Linked DNA regions of Homo sapiens: region 1 is linked to region 2. A link is an interaction called in ENCODE POLR2A ChIA-PET data of the cell type or tissue named here. Cell type or tissue: PC-9. All regions are shown on one strand.

Region 1 (8,000 bases), 760 kb after region 2:
CCATGTAATTGGGACCTTCTCTGAATCATTTACTCATCACAACAGCAAAAATTACATTATCTTTGAATGAAGGCAATAAAGGCAACTAATATAGGCTAAAAGAACAAAAATAAATATCCTATTCTCAATTATACACAGCTACACAATGCCTTTTACTTATATAGTGGTGCAATGTACAGTTGAAACAGCCAGAGGTCTCAAACACTTTAGCTCGTGGAAACAACAACAAAAGTATCATAGCAGAATATAAAATCTTCATTTGTTACTTGTAAAAGCAGATATAGTATTCAAACCCAGTGTTAACAATTAGAAGGCAACTGAGATCATGGAAAAAATAACACTATCCAGAATTCATTTTAGAACTTTCTAACTTCCAAAACTGTCATACATTTAACAAAACCAACATTTCTGGAAAGGTATAAATCTTTGTAGATTGAGCTGTTTTGAATGTGTATTCTTTGGGGGAAAATATGCAATTCACACTTTGCCATTTTTAGCCATGGACTTAGATTAGTATTCATAATTAGGTTATTTGATAGCAAGAATTTAATCCAGTATCAAAGTGAATTAATAAGGAGCTGAACTTAAGGCCAATATTTTTTTCTTTTTCTGCAGTGAAGTATAAAATTATACTTTCAATATCACAATGCAGTTGCCCAAAATATGAATATACTTACAAGGTCTCCAGGTTATCTAGTCCATCAAAACAGTGTTGACTCAGGCTTCTAATTTTATTGTTATGAAGATGCCTAAGGGGGAAAAAAAGCATAAAATGACTTTTCCATCTCCCATTGGCAACTATTATCATTGTTTTATATGTCTGAGTTGGTGTGTAAAGGAATGATGTAGCTAAACATATCAACAGCTAAACAGCTAAACAGTTTTCTGTTGACCACAGAAAACAAGTGACATTGGATAGTTATCTCTTGCTATGTACACTGCACAGACTCACTAAACATAGACTACCTCATGGAAAGAGAAAGTATCTTTAGTGGAAATATGGTACATACATGGAAGATTAATATTTATTCATATCAAAATAAAGTTTTGATTAGCTCTTAAATATATGAAGAAAAATTTGATGAGCTCTCTTACTGAGGACATGAGGGTAATGGTGTGGAGGAAGTGTGTAGTTTACACCAGTGAGATCTCCAACAGATTTTAAAAGAAGCACTATTTTGTTATGTCTTGGAAGATTAAAAACACACTGCATCACATACTCTCTGAACAAGTGGAAAACACGAAATATCCCTGGGACTAACTTCTATGGACACCTCGAAATGACTTCCCTTCTTTTAACATTGAATACGCTGCTGGGACACACGTAAAAGCTGTATAAGTGTGTGCTGAATGACCCAATTTCTTCTCATGATTATAACTGGTCATTTGTCTTAGGGAGATTCAACAATTATCATCAGCTGGTAATGTTTTAAATTATCCTATTCTGTTTAATATTGTACAAAAGCAGCTCCCAAAGCACTAACTACTCAGGAGCATATTCAGCGAGATGCCTTGATAATAATCTGTCAGAAGAAATCTGTTTTTGTACCCCAATTAACACAAATATATGGAATTAAAAGGGATAGATACTTACAGAACTACCAGGCTTGAAAGGTTGGTAAATGCAAAGTCAGGGATGCTTGAGATCTTGTTGAGAGCCAGGGTCAGCGCCTGTAGGGTGGGCAGATTGCTGAGGGGGTGCACAGGCACCTCCGTCAAGCTGTTGTCATCCAGCCACAGATGCCGTAACTGAACAAGTCCTTCAAAACTGTCCTCGGGGACTGAGGTAATATGGTTGGCATCTAAACGCCTAACAGAAACAAAAACAACCATGTTCAGTAACAAATTCTAGTGAAATGAGTCAGTTCAAGTCTCACAACTCAAAGCTTTCAAAACAAAAAGGACTTATAAAAATTATCATCTTTAATTTTACTAGAAGTCCTCATAACATCTAATAACTTTTTCATGATCTGTATAGTGTATGAAAGTCAGTTCTTTCTCTTTCTTCATAAGAATGGCATGTATCCAAATCTATATTCTTCAACTATCTTTGGCTTTTGGCTAAGAAGTAACTTTATAGCAGAAAGATATATTTTTTAAAAACACTTGCAAAGTTCATATTGAAATTATGTTTTAGAGCATAATTATCAGGCATACAAAAAAAAAAAAGAAACTAAACTGACCAAATAGGCTACTTTGCTTCCAATGTTACATTATAACTAACATTAGACATTAAATTTAGTTGCTACTCTGATTCTGTACCAAAGAGAAATATTAGAAAATACTTAAAATTTTTGTATAGCAATAAAGAATCTAAATAGATTTTCAATCATCCTTATTACCTCTAGGCAAGTTAAAAATATAAGTGTCATGTACAGGCAAAGCAACTTTTTCTTCTTCTCTTAGCAGTTAAGTGCTTTTGAAAAATCAGTATACCAAAATTAACAGTTATTAAGGTCAAATTATCTGTTGGAAAAACCAAGCAGCTCCTGGAATCAATGTTACTGTGGCTTTAAAGGTTCTTCAATTTTTCCAAAAATTTTGGAATTAAGAACACCTTACTAATAGGATTACTTATATTTAAAATTAAGTCCCCATCTGAAAATCAGGAAACTAAGTCCTACGTATTATTGTTGGCACAACAAGATGTAATTGTTGGAATAATTGCTTTTCAACACAAAGACAATCTGGTATTAATATGATGAGGGACACTACGTGCCAGGCAAATCACAGCTTTCCTCACAAATCCCTTGTTGATGTATCTTCATTACTTACATTCATGCCTCACAGCCTTGGACTTCTTTGTGAAAATTACAGAACAGAAAAAAACTGGTTAAAAATTCAAAATGCCTGCATCTTTTTAAAGAAATAGTTTGACAACTTTCAGGTTCAGGAAATTCTGAGTTTTAGAGTGGTTTTTGTGCCTCCTGTTTCCTTGCGCTGTTCCAACTTCAGTTCCTGCCATAATTGTCCCTTTCCACCACAGTCAAGTTCTGGGCCCCTGGTCCCAATTAACTGCTCCCAGCCCCAGATGCATTTTCCCTTCCTAATGACAGATTAGCAGGGTTTAAAGATCATTGGTCCTGGTGAGTATCTGATGGAAGCTTTCTTTCTAATAGAGTCAAGATAACTGAAAGAACACTTAAAAAGGGAGAGCTTAGGATATTGAGCGGCTGCCTTAAGAATCTACCTAGAAACACACATTTTTAGACTTGTTTATTTTGGGGGCTTTTAGAACTTGCCCTGAGACAGGCAACTTTTACATAACAGACTGGCCAAGTACTGGCTACAGAGCGGCAAAGTACTGCCTACAGAGCTGTTTAGGAGATTTGCTTTAATGAGCAGATAGAACTGTGTTCAAACATGTGTGCACACACACATGCGCACACGCACACACACCCCTCATGGAACTTTTCCATTCTTAGGAAGAAAAAGACTTAAATACATAATCATACAATTAAGCATATTATATAAATAAATATTAATGTAGCTAAATTATACTTGTAGATAATTACCTGCAATTCACTCAACGCAGTTAAATTGAGCATCTTGTTAGGTACAAAGGATAAAATAGTTAACACAACAGGCATGAGGCCTGTCCTCAAGAGACTGACATTCCAGTGGCGGAGGTAACATACAACACAATAAACACGTTACAAAATGATAACAAATACTCTAAAAACTACCTCTGGAATAGATAAACAGGGCACTGAGGTTAAAGACTGAGGGACTCTGAGGAGGAGGGTAGTTACTCAAAACGCATTTGGTCAAGAAAAGTATTTCTAAGGTGACATTTAAAGTGAGACCTAAAGAAAATGCAAGAATGAGTCAAAGTAGGAGCTGGGCAAGGAGTGTTTTAGGCAAAGGAAAGAGCCACGTCAGAGACCCAGTAGCAGAAACCAACTTAGTATGATCCAGCAACTCCCAGAAGGTTAAGAGTGATTAAAACACAGGAGGAGGGGAGTAGAGGGACCAGGGACACACATGTGGCAGGGGATGCAAACAGGGTCCACATTCCTTAAGTCCCTATAGGCCAGGTAGGGGGTTTGGGTTGTATTTTCATTACAAATTGAAGTTCCTTAGTGTTACTGCAGCTGAAAAGTTTAAATTGTTTATTTTATCATGCTGATGATGTATATTCATATTCAATAAAATAGTATGTAATGCACCTCCAAATACCTACAATGCCTCCACTGATACAGAAAATAGTATAACAAGGAAAGTGGTCAGTGCCTTTTTAATATAAATTCAGTACTGTATACAACCGTTAAACTCTTGTGAATTCTGTGTCATCAAGGAAAAAAGATAGCCTTAACTTACTGCTAGAAAACTAGGTGAGTTTTGAGCTAAGACAGTAATAAAGCTATCTTCTATACAAAATAGCATAATACAACAATAAAAGCATGGATACAATTTCCTCCGTACTAAAAATTTCCAAAAAATTGTGAAGTCACATATAAGTAGGGATTAAAAAGAACTATGGAAAAATGAAACTCTTAAATAAGAGGTTAAATGAGAAAAACGATTTGTGATGACTCAAATGGTTAATCCTTATCTCTCAATTCACATGTGGGTGTGGTGAGGCACCCATAAGAGTAAAGAGTATGTACTTATACTGAGACCAGTGCTTCAGAGCACTGTCTCAGTGTGGCTTTGTAACAATGATCTATTCTATTAGTATTCACCCCAAATAACAGATGAAGAAAATACTATAATTCTTTAAGTAGATGCTGAAAAGCATCAGCTATCTCACAAAGTAGAAAGAATATGAGGGTTTATTCAAGGTATTTTTCTATTTAAACTCCATGTGGTAAGAGATTAAACTATTGCTTTGTTAATCGCAGTTTTCTTGTTAAACGGTGAATAACATATTTATTCACTCAATTTCTTTGTTATTTTTGTCTGGAAGACATGCTTCTATTTTCTATTCTCAAAAGCCTATTTTACAATTGACTGAAACTCATGTATTTTTAAATTTCTTGTTTAAACAAACTACAGTAACAAAATAATATTAAATGCAGATATTTAACTGTTGAAAGTCTTTGTTATCAATAAACACCTGTATAATCAAAAGATCTCCTTTCTCTCTGTTCTAACTTACCAATAATGTAAGTGTTATAAACATATTTTAAAACTGAGAAAAACCTAGGAAAGTTAATCTTTGAGATCTTTTAATAGTCAATAAAAATGTAATCTGATGTTAAAAAATTTCTAATGGAGATAATTATGACATGTCATTTTAATACCCTGCTGAGGTAATGTTTTAGTTATTTTAACTTTATGGGAGGCAATTATGCTACCTTTTTATTAGTATCAACAATTGGCTTTCAGATTTTATAGTCATTATCAAACATACACTTGCATCAAACCACTTCTGGTCAATTTCAATCCCTAATGAACTTTGCTTCTTTTAAGCACTATTCAAAACCACAATGAAATCTTTCATGTAATTCAGATCTGAAGAACAGATTTTCAAAATGACTCAAGTGCTGATAAGACTGTTTTACACCATGAGAGAACTTTAACTCTATCTAACTTCACCACTGCACCCACTCTACTAACAAACGTATGAACATTTCCTCCTTAAAGAAAACAGGCCTGACACAGAGCAGCTCTTTGTGTTTCTGATGTATATGAAAACATCCCAAAGCCTTTAAAAAAAAGTTTGTTTTACCTCCACTCCATACACTCATCCCAATTTTGGAGATAATTTAAACTAAGCAATTTGCTCCATGAATGATAAGCACAGTATGCTTTTCTAAAACATGAAAGAGAAACCTATGATTTCTGTGAAAAACATCACTTTAAATCATCTACATTACCAATAAATGTCTCGTACTTTAATGTACTTATTGACCACAAATTAGAGAGAATATTTGTATTTTTTTGGTAATTTTTCTGTTCTACAGTTGAAAATGAGATTTTAGTCTTCTCTTTATTACCCTTTAAACTAGACAAAATAATTGAGTATTTTGATTATTAAATCTTACAAAATGACAATTCAATATGAAGGTCTTGAAGTAAAATATATTCTTAAGAAGCAAAAGAAAACATGACTATTTAAAATGCCTGATGAATTCAGGTCCAAGAGAGGTCAGATGACTTGTCCTGTGTATATCCACCCGAGGTGAGAGAGTGTGTGAAGTCAGCCGAATAACATTTCTATAAGGGAACTCATTCCCATTGATTCATTTTAAGAGTCTACCTAGAACATACCCAATTAGCTGTGGTGAAAAACAAATCCTTATGTTCCATAACTTACCATTTTAGTGAAGGAAGCTACTTAATACAACCACCTTAAATTAAACTTTCATTTCAACTAAGAATTGAATGGCCAACACCGTGGATATTCCTTGTTTATGGGTTAGATACAGTTTAAAGTTTAACTTTACAGCATATATTTTTATTTTCACATTCATTGCTCATTAACTACTAGAATATCTAATCTAAAATCAAATGGTAACCTATAATTTATAATTTCCAGGGATGTCTCTTTGGTGCCGTTAAAAATGGCTTTATGTTAGCAAACTGATGGGACAAGCAGCTCAATCATTTTCACGCTGTATTTTCTAACTTGCGTGCATTTCCTACTATTTGCAGTTATTTCAAAGTATAATACAAAACCTAAGAGACAAATTGTATGCAAATATGTGATGTCGCTAAAACACAATTTTATACCAGCACACATAAGGGTGATAACTATTAACATTTTTTATTCAGAGTGCTTCTGGGGAGATTATTTGTTATTTAAAATTAGACTTCTGAATTCTACCTTTAAAAAGAAAACCAGCATTACTTCTAGGATATAGCCTAGGGTTCTGCATTTTAGCAGTCTCCCCCTAGTGAGTCTGTTGCAAAGTGTGGTCAAAGTACCACACTTAGAGAAACTATGCCCCAGAGTCCCATTGCATTTGGTATTTAGGACATGAAGTGAGGCAATGCAAATTTGTATTCATTATTCTAGTAGAAGCTAATGAAGTTCCTTGTTTTGAAGAATACTTTTTCATTTTTTCCGAGAAGTTCCCTTGACAAAATTGAGGAATTACAATCGATTTGTTCTGATTATCATTACCACACGAAACAGAAACCTCTTTGTGGCTGTTTCTTGACAGTCAAGGCACAAGACACTAAAACTTCTGTACACACATAACTGGTTCCAAAGGGATGCTGATCACCAGCAGTGCACAAGTTCATGGAAGTACACCCAGCAGTGAATACCCAGTAGCTTTCTCTCAGCCTCTAAGACAAGAGAAGAGGTAAACAGAACCACCTCCTTCTCCCTCACCAAAGGACGTTTTGATAACATTGACTAGCTATCTCTGTTTTTATCTCAGATGAAAGGATAAATCTCCTCTTTCCTTACAATTCTAGTTATTTACATCTTTAACAGCCAGAGTAGTCTCTTGGTGAGTCAAGAAACCAAGAAGTTACTTACAAAGACTGCAAAGCACTCAGCCCTCGAATGGCTTCACTGGGTACTGTTTTCAACTGATTATTCTGGAGCGTTCTGAAAGAAAATTTTTGGTTAGTGAGTAACAAGTGATAGTTACCATTTTTTCTTAGAAAAATTCAGAGCCTTTTTTTTTTTTTTTTCAAAAAATATTTCCAATGGGAAAATGGGGGGGAGGTGGAGGTGGAAAGCATCTAAGACAAGAGAATTGCAAAACTTCAAGAAGCACTTGTTGTAAAGCCAGAAAGGAAATCTATACTGCTATCCCAAGCCATGCCCTAATACAGACTTGCTGGGTAATCCATGTTTCCAAGGGTGGTTTTGTTTCTGGTAATTAAGGCACACTAGTTAATGTTCATCACCCTGGGTGCTATTAGTTAATGTTAATTAGGAGCTATAACAAGTTAACTGGGAGGTATAATAAGCAAATCCGTTGGAATTCCTAATGCCTTTTCAAATTGGAATAAAGCAGAGCCCGGAAACATGGACATTAGGTAAAGCCAATTTTTTCAAGCGGATGGCAGATCCCAAGCTCTTAAGGAACAGCAGG
Region 2 (8,000 bases):
AGTAGAGATAGGGTTTCACCATGTTGGCCTGGCTGGTCTCAAACTCCTGACCTCAAGAGATCCGCCCACTTTGGCCTCCCAAAGTGCTGGGATTACAGGCGTGAGCCACTGCGCCCGGCCAAAAAACTACAGATTCTTGAGTCCTGTTCAGAATCTCCTTTGTTGGGCTAAGAAATCTATATTTAAAACAAATCATTCAAAAATACTCTCTAGTAATTCTTATCCAGCCAGCCCCTCAAATAGCATTAGAAAATCATTAAGAGAGCTAAGGTAATTTTGATGCACAGTCAGGATCAGAAATCACATCTTCCAAAATTAAATTACAAATAATTTTATTTGACAATAATTAAAACATCAATGTATTATTTTTAACATCCCTTTATCAGGCATATAGCTAAACAACTACAAAGACAGAATTTGAAACCGAGAATTGCTCTTTCCTAGGCCTACCATTTTTCTTCTTTATTTTGCTACCCTCAGAAAAGGATATGCTGCTCGAAGGTGCCAAAAGTGGCATGGTACTATTGTATCAGGAAATGTTCCTAAAAATATTTTAATGAAAATTAAATATGCAAAATTATTCCAAAAATGTATATTCTTGTTGCTTGACAATCCAACTTTAACTAATTTTGTCATATTACAGCAGCATGACAGCTGCCTGGTCTCATGATTAAAGGGTAACTTTTAAGAAATATATAGAAACATCAGAACAGAAGTACTCTTAGAGTTTGAAAAACCTGGAATTAGGCTAATTAAATCATTTCAGCATGGTGAAATTTTAATCAAAAATTAAAATGTTATTAAAATCAAATTTTATAAATATTAAATTAAATTTATTAAAATTAAATTAAACTAAAATTAAAACTTTAATTCCAATTAAAAATTTTTAAATTAAAGAATGAACTCCTTTTGGGTTTCCTCCTCTGATTTTAAAATCCATGTATCATGCACGGAGCACTCTAACAAAAAAAGAAAAAGTCCTATCTACATTTGGCTAATGTAAGTACTCCATGTAGGTTCTGGACTTTTCTCCCTTGTTGATCCATTCCCATCTCTAGAGTCCAGAGCATACATCCCTATACTTCTTTCATGGGCCTGATCACTGAAGGCCTCAAAGTACACCTAACTTTCCTTAATACCTGGTTACCACTGGTTACCAATTACAGTGCAAATAAGCTATTATGGAATAGGGTGGATCAAAGGGTTGGACCAGGCATCTTAACCAAGAAAAGAGGTAATGTCAAATGACTCATCTCATAAGAGGATTGGCTTTTTAATAAATGTATTTGTTTAGTTTGTTCATGTCTATGTCCATAGTTTCTAGAAATTCAGACAAGTAGATTACTGGAAAAGGGAAGGCTCTTTTCAATTCTGCAAAAGCTTGGAGTTTATTTTCACAGTGAAGGCTGTATTGTGGGGCTATGACTAAAAGATAAAAAGTTCTAAAACCCATGTAGAACTGCCTAATATGCCCCCTCACAATAACCATGTCCTTTTCCTGCCTTTGCTGTTCTTTTTCTCCCTAACTGGTTTTTGCATAACACCCCAAACAAGGCATTACTGGGAAGATGATGAAGTCTTAGCTGAGAATGAATTCCAAAATGCTTACCATGGCCTACTGTGCACTGAAAAAGTGTTTCCCTGTGAGATCTCAGTGACTCATCTCTTACTACTTCACTGTCTTATTGCTGCCACTCCTTTCTCTCTAACTTCCCTGCCCTTCATGAAATACATCAAGTCTGTGCCAGACTCAGAGCATTGGCATTCCCATTTCTGTGTCTTAAAGGTACTTAGCTGAGATTTCTGCTTGGCTCCCTCCCTCATTGCATGCACTTCTCTGCTCAGATGCTACCCTCTGAATACTTTATTCAGGCTTTTAAGAGGCTTTTCAGAATACTCTATAAAATAGTACTCTCTGTGTCTACCAAAACTCTCTATCCGCTCTGCCTGCTTTATTTTCCCTCAGAGCACTTTTCACCTCCTGACCAATTATGTATTTATTTGCCATTTATCTCTACCCACTGAAATTTGAGTTCTATGAAAGTAGAGATTATGTCTTTTTGATTCAGGTATGTTTGGTTTCTAAAACACTAACTGATGCACTAGAAATTTATAATGAATATATTAATTAATATATATGAATAAGAGAATTTCAGCTTACTAAATGCATCAGTGGCTGATTTTTTAAAGTATAGGTTCTCCAACATGTTATCACGTGTGTGTATCAGGTAGGGCCCGGAATAGTTATCCCTGACGCCCTTTATCCTCTTCCCCAACAAGCACGTACTCATTCCACTTTACACAATCACACACAAATGTACACACTCACAGCTTGTATGTACTGCCAAAGTGATTGCTGCCAGACACCATACAGTTGGATATATTTAAATCATTATTTATTTTTGTAGTCTGTAGTTTGAGATTTAACAATTCATTCTGCTTGAACTGATTTTGTAGCTCATCAGTGATGTTGCCAGTCAGCCATAGCATTTGGGCCTTGGATGATGCAGGTTTGCAAATACCCCAGAAAGTCTTGCAACAGCATTATGGCATCTTTTGTAATTTATAACTTTTTTCCCAGTGTTATTGTAACCCCCCTAATGCATCAGTTGCAGATATTGCCATCCTAAGTTTGCAGAGTGGCTCTATGTGCTAGATATTAAGACAAAAATTTGAATAGGGCTGGGCGTGGTGGCTCATGTCTGTAATCCTAGCACTTTGGGAGGCTGGGGCGGATGAGGAATTGGAGACCAGACTGGGCAACATGCCCAAAAGCCATCTCTGAAAAAAAAAAAAAGAAAAGAAAATGAGCCAGGCATCATAGTGGTGTGTACCTGTAGTTATAGCTACTTGGGAAGCTGAGGTGGGAGGATTACCTGAGCCAAGGAAGTTTAGGATGCAGTGAGTTGTGATCATGCCATTGCACTCCAGCCTGGGTGTTAGAGTGAGACTTTGTCTCGAAAATAAATAAATAGTTAAAAATGAAATGGTTTATGTGACAAGGCACGATGTATGTGGTGCTAGACAGCCATGATAGTCAATCCTGACTTTGCTACTTGCTCAGTCGTGTTGTCTCACTACTAAGGTGCCTGACATTCCACAACTTAGTTTCTTCTTCTGTAAAATGGGAATCATTATACCTACTTAACAAAATTGTTGTTAAGGAATAATAATATACGTAAAGCACTGTTTGGCACAAGCCAAATGGCAATTATTGAACTAGAACTAACTTTCAATCCCCACAAAGGCACTCAACTCAGTGCTAGAGGCATAGTGGGTGCTCAAGTACTATTTTTTGGGCAATTGAATCTATCCTATTGTACTCCTTGGAGACCCTGCTATGATTATCTCACTTAATAAATAAGACATGAAAAAGAACCTGTTACAGTAGGAATCACCTGGTGTTCATGAATTCACAGTAATCTTATCCTAAAATTTGAAAATTATAGTTTGTGTATAGCTAAAACAAAGACCAAAAACCTGCACTAGGAAGAGAATGAGAGTACTGTACTCAGTGTAATCTTTCTGTCTCCAGATAACACTTTAACTCTTAGGAAGGGGCAGATTTGAATCACAGCTAAGATGAGTCATCACAATCATTTTGCTGAAAGAACTGTCAGAGAAGGGGAACAACTTTTAATATGTCCAGATGCATACCTTTTAATTTTTCGTGCCAACAGGGAAGGTTATTGGAAATGATAATCTAAACAATTTTTTATTGAATTATGTGGTTATGAGGTAATATTCATATGCACATACATATACCCACAAGTACTTCTGTCTATAGCGAATACTTTCCCAACTATATTTACTTGGAATATTGTGAAATGTATGCCCTTTTCTTGAGTCTATGTAAATATTGGTCAGAGTATATAGGAGAGGGGAAAAGATGGCAGAAGAGGAAAAGTATTATCAGAAAAATCAATTGTGACTTACAGATTCAACAGATTTGACTTATGCATCTGTTTTAAATAACCACAAAAACAATTTTGTTTTTTACAAATACAAATATATACGGTCTTTTATCATAGTTTAGAAATTTCTTTATCAGTAGGGCAGAATTCAAACTTTCACTTTGCCTTCCAGTGTTGTAAAAAAAAACACAATTTTTTTAATTTTTAATTTTTATTTATTTTTATTTTTATTTATTTTTTATTTTTGAGACGGAGTCTCACTCTCGCCCAGGCTGGAGTGCAGTGGCACGATCTCTGCTCACTGGAAGTTCTGCCTCCCGGTTTCACGTCATTCTCCTGCCTCAGCCTCCCGAGTAGCTGGGACTACAGGCGCCCGCCAACGTGCCCGGCTAATTTTTTGTATTTTTAGTAGAGACGGGGTTTCACCCTGTTAGCCAGGATGGTCTCGATCTCCTGACTTCGTGATCCGCCCGCCTAGGCCTCCCAAAGTGCTGGGATTACAGGCGTGAGCCACCGCGCCCGGCCAAAAAACTGTAATTTTGAGCTCAAATCTCAGCTCAGCCATTGATTAGCTGAATGACTTTTAGGGACTTTTTCTCATTTCTTGATTTACAAAATGAAAATGAAGATAGCTACCAGAAAAGACTCGTTATTACAGATTACAAGTGTATCTACACACACATATACGTGTACACACATTTACATTCACATATATTATATCAATTTCATTCATGTATGTATATATAAAGCCTTACATACTAAGTTTCAATAAATGTTTCTATTTAAAGTAAAATGTAACCACTGTATAACATACATTATAGATGTTTCTTCAAATAGTGTAAATACCAGCCTTTTCCAAAAGAGAGGAATAATGTTCACTATGTATTCTCTTTTATTACAGGCTTATGAAAAAATTGCTTACCTCCTCACCAATTTAGGTAAGTCCATTTTTCTTACTTCACTCCTTAGTCAGAAAATAACATATGGGCATTTCAGTCTGTAGTTACTTTATATAATGTAGCATTTTAATAACTGCAATTATTTAAGTATTTACCAATTAAAAAGGAGAGGGGTAGTATAGGAAGTTGGTCTATATTGAATAACAATAGAGAGACAATGCATGTAGTTACAAAATATTTTTACTAGAAATCAGCACACCTAGTTCTTCCTACTTAGGAGTGCTTGCTTCTCCAACTTTTCAGTTCTTTGGGTTTTTCCTCAATATTTATTTTTTATCAAAGTGTTATACTACATGTACACTTTTTAAAAGCCAAAACAATATTAAGAGATTTACAATGAAAACCAGTACTTTACCACATCACCCATTCCTATTTTCTATACCAAAGGAACTACTTTTTAACTTTTTTTTTTTTTTTTCTGAGATGGAGCCTTGCTCAGTCGCCCAGAGTGGAGTGCGGTGGTGACGCGATCTCGGCTCACTGCAAGCTGCACCTCGCAGGTTCACGCCATTCTCCGGCCTCAGCCTCCCGAGTAGTTGGGGACTACAGGCGCCTGCCACCACGTCCGGCTCATTTTTTGTATTTTTAGTAGAGACGGGGTTTCACCGTGTTAGCCAGGATGGACTCAATTTCCTGACCTCGTGATCTGCCCGCCTCGGCCTCCCAAAATGCTGGGATTACAGGCGTGAGCCACTGTGTCCGGCTACTTTTAACATTTTTATCTGTTTATTTTGTTATTTCCCACCATGTTTCCACGTGATATCGTTCTATTGCCATTATTGGATTTTATCTTTTGATAGCTATTGCCTTCCCATTATACAAGTATGAATTATTAAGACTTAGCTCTTAATGTTCCCTGCAGTGCCCTGTCCCCCGACACTCCATCTTTCATTATCTGATAAACACAGTTATTTCTCCTCCTTCCAAGGTGGATATATCAGCATTTTTAGCCAAATTAATCGTTAGTCTTCACATCATTATGTCTCTATAACTATTTTCATACCTACGGCATGGTATATTCTATAATTGTGTATACTTTTTATACCACTTCTGTATTTTTTAAGCTAATAATGGCCACTTTTTTGCTTATTTTTTTACATACTTTTCTTAATTTATCCCAAAGGTTTTGCCAAGACTCTAAATTTTCTCTGAATATATTCAGACACATCAAGTATTATACAAACTTGATTTTCTTCTTAGAGTTACCCTCTCAAGCTGTCTCCTCCAAACTAGATGGGTTATTTTCTAGGCCTGTAGCCAACTGCATCTAGACTTACTTTCATAAACACTCTGGGAATTCCTTTTATATTTTTCTAGAATTTGGATACTACTTACTAAATCCTATGTCTTATTCCTTCTTGGCTCAGTTCCTTATTTTGCTACTTGTAAGTAAGTTTCTTAAAACTTTGTAGATCTGAAAATGTCTCTATTCTAGCCTCAAACTTGATATCCATGTTCCTAGGTATGAAACCCTATGTTAGAAATACTGCCCCTTTGAATTTTGAAGGAGTTTCATTTTCTTCTGGATTCCAGCATTGTTACTGAGAGCTCTGCTACCATTCTGATTCCCAGTCCTTTGCACAGGACCTGTTTTGATTTTTGTTATTTGTTTATACTCTAGAATAATTTTGAATCTTTTCTCATTTTGAGATTTCACAATGATGTACTTTGGTGAAAACCTTTTATCATTTATTATGCTGGATACTTAGTGCATCCCATCAATATTGATATCCATTGTGTCCTGTGGGAAGCAGACACTGAGATGGAGTTAGTAATGCAAGAGATTTCTTAGAGGAAAACTCCTGAGGAAAGGAGCAGGACTGGATAAGGAGAGCCTCAGACAACAATGCAGATCTGATGGTTTTAACCAATCCAATGGAGAGCTCTAGAACAAATATTTCAAGTAAAGATTTAGAGGACTCTAACATTGGGTATAATTGAGTATAATTGGCCAAGACCTAGTACCCCTGTCATTCTGAGTCACTGGTTGGTTGTTGCCTGGGAAGAGCAAGACCTTGGCATGAAAGCTGAGGTATAGGATGAGGCTGGAAACAGCTGGAGGCTGACTGTACTCCTTGCAGCTGAACAGCAAGTTCTTACTGAGGGGAAATCCTAGTGACAAACCTCCACTGCTGCCATAATCTGAAAACTCAGAAACTTCGCTTCCAGGAGATTTTTGTATATTCTTTGTTCAATAATTTACTCCTTTAAAAAATCTTTCTGGAACTCTTTACATTCGGATGTTTCTTATCATATTCAATAGTTTTTTTTTTCTTTCTTCCTTTTCTATGATTTTTGTTGGGATTTCTTCAAGAGAACCTCAACCTTATCTTCCAAGTATTCTCCTGAATGTTTTATATTGACTCATGCTTCACATTTTCTAGAATTATTTCCTGTTCTCTGAATGTCCTTTTTCTATGTCATCCAGTTCCAGCTTCACAGATGCAGTGTCTTAAGTAGGCAATATAATGTAATTGTTAAGAATATCAGCTCTAGAGTGAGAATGCCTGAGTTGAAATCTTTGCACCATAACTTACTACATTATCATAGTTGTGCAGTAATAATTATTTTATTCTCTCGGTTTCTTAAATTCTTTTATATATATATATATACAAGGAGATAGAGTCTGTGCTCTGGAGCTAACATTGGAGAAACAATGTTTTGAAAGGGGAAGACACCAGGCTTTGGAGTTGGATATAGCAATGAACATTTGGATTGCCGCATCATGACTGTATAACTATCATTAAGCTTTTTCCTCTCCCTGTTCTCTCTTCTTCTTCTCCCCTCCTTCTCCTCCTCTTCCCCCTCATTCTCCTCCCTCTGCTTGTCCTTCTTCTTTACTTTTGGGTCTTCATTTCCTCACTGTTAAAATGACAATAATAATAGTTCCTATTTCACCATTGTTGTAGATTGGCTGCCTGACACATGACAAGTGTACAATAAATAGCAATGGTCCAGTTCATTGTTCTTTAAACCCTCTGAGCTGCATTTTCTTCAGTTGGGTAATGAAGCACTAGCTCTGTTCCTTACATTCATTTGCTTTTGAAGTACCCTATACCCAGGATTGAAGCAAATCTAAGGAGAATGACTTGGGAAAATCATACTTAATAGTAGGAAACAGAACAGT

Evidence for each region. ChIA-PET counts read pairs that join two places held together with the same protein. Peaks named below come from ENCODE experiments on the same cell type or tissue, not always from the same donor. Only the 100,000 strongest peaks of a DNase experiment are listed, where the experiment ranks them.
Region 1: POLR2A ChIA-PET joins it to region 2 with 9 read pairs; 2 of 35 experiments call an interaction of 5 or more read pairs at or near these places.

The regions. Positions count from the first base shown.
Region 1 is chr11:27,383,659-27,391,658 of GRCh38, forward strand. It overlaps LGR4 (leucine rich repeat containing G protein-coupled receptor 4), which reads right to left. Exons shown (of 18, transcript NM_018490.5): 4 at 7,436-7,507; 5 at 1,595-1,810; 6 at 678-749. Among named protein-coding and RNA genes, the nearest start is that of CCDC34, 24 kb to the left of the region's middle. In PC-9, no CTCF peak of the experiment used is centred here; no DNase peak of the experiment used is centred here; H3K27ac peaks cover 284 bases.
Region 2 is chr11:26,619,647-26,627,646 of GRCh38, forward strand. It overlaps ANO3 (anoctamin 3), which reads left to right. Exons shown (of 27, transcript NM_031418.4): 18 at 4,816-4,852. Among named protein-coding and RNA genes, the nearest start is that of MUC15, 51 kb to the left of the region's middle. In PC-9, no CTCF peak of the experiment used is centred here; DNase peaks (open chromatin) are centred at 1,125, 1,695 and 3,585; H3K27ac peaks cover 1,064 bases.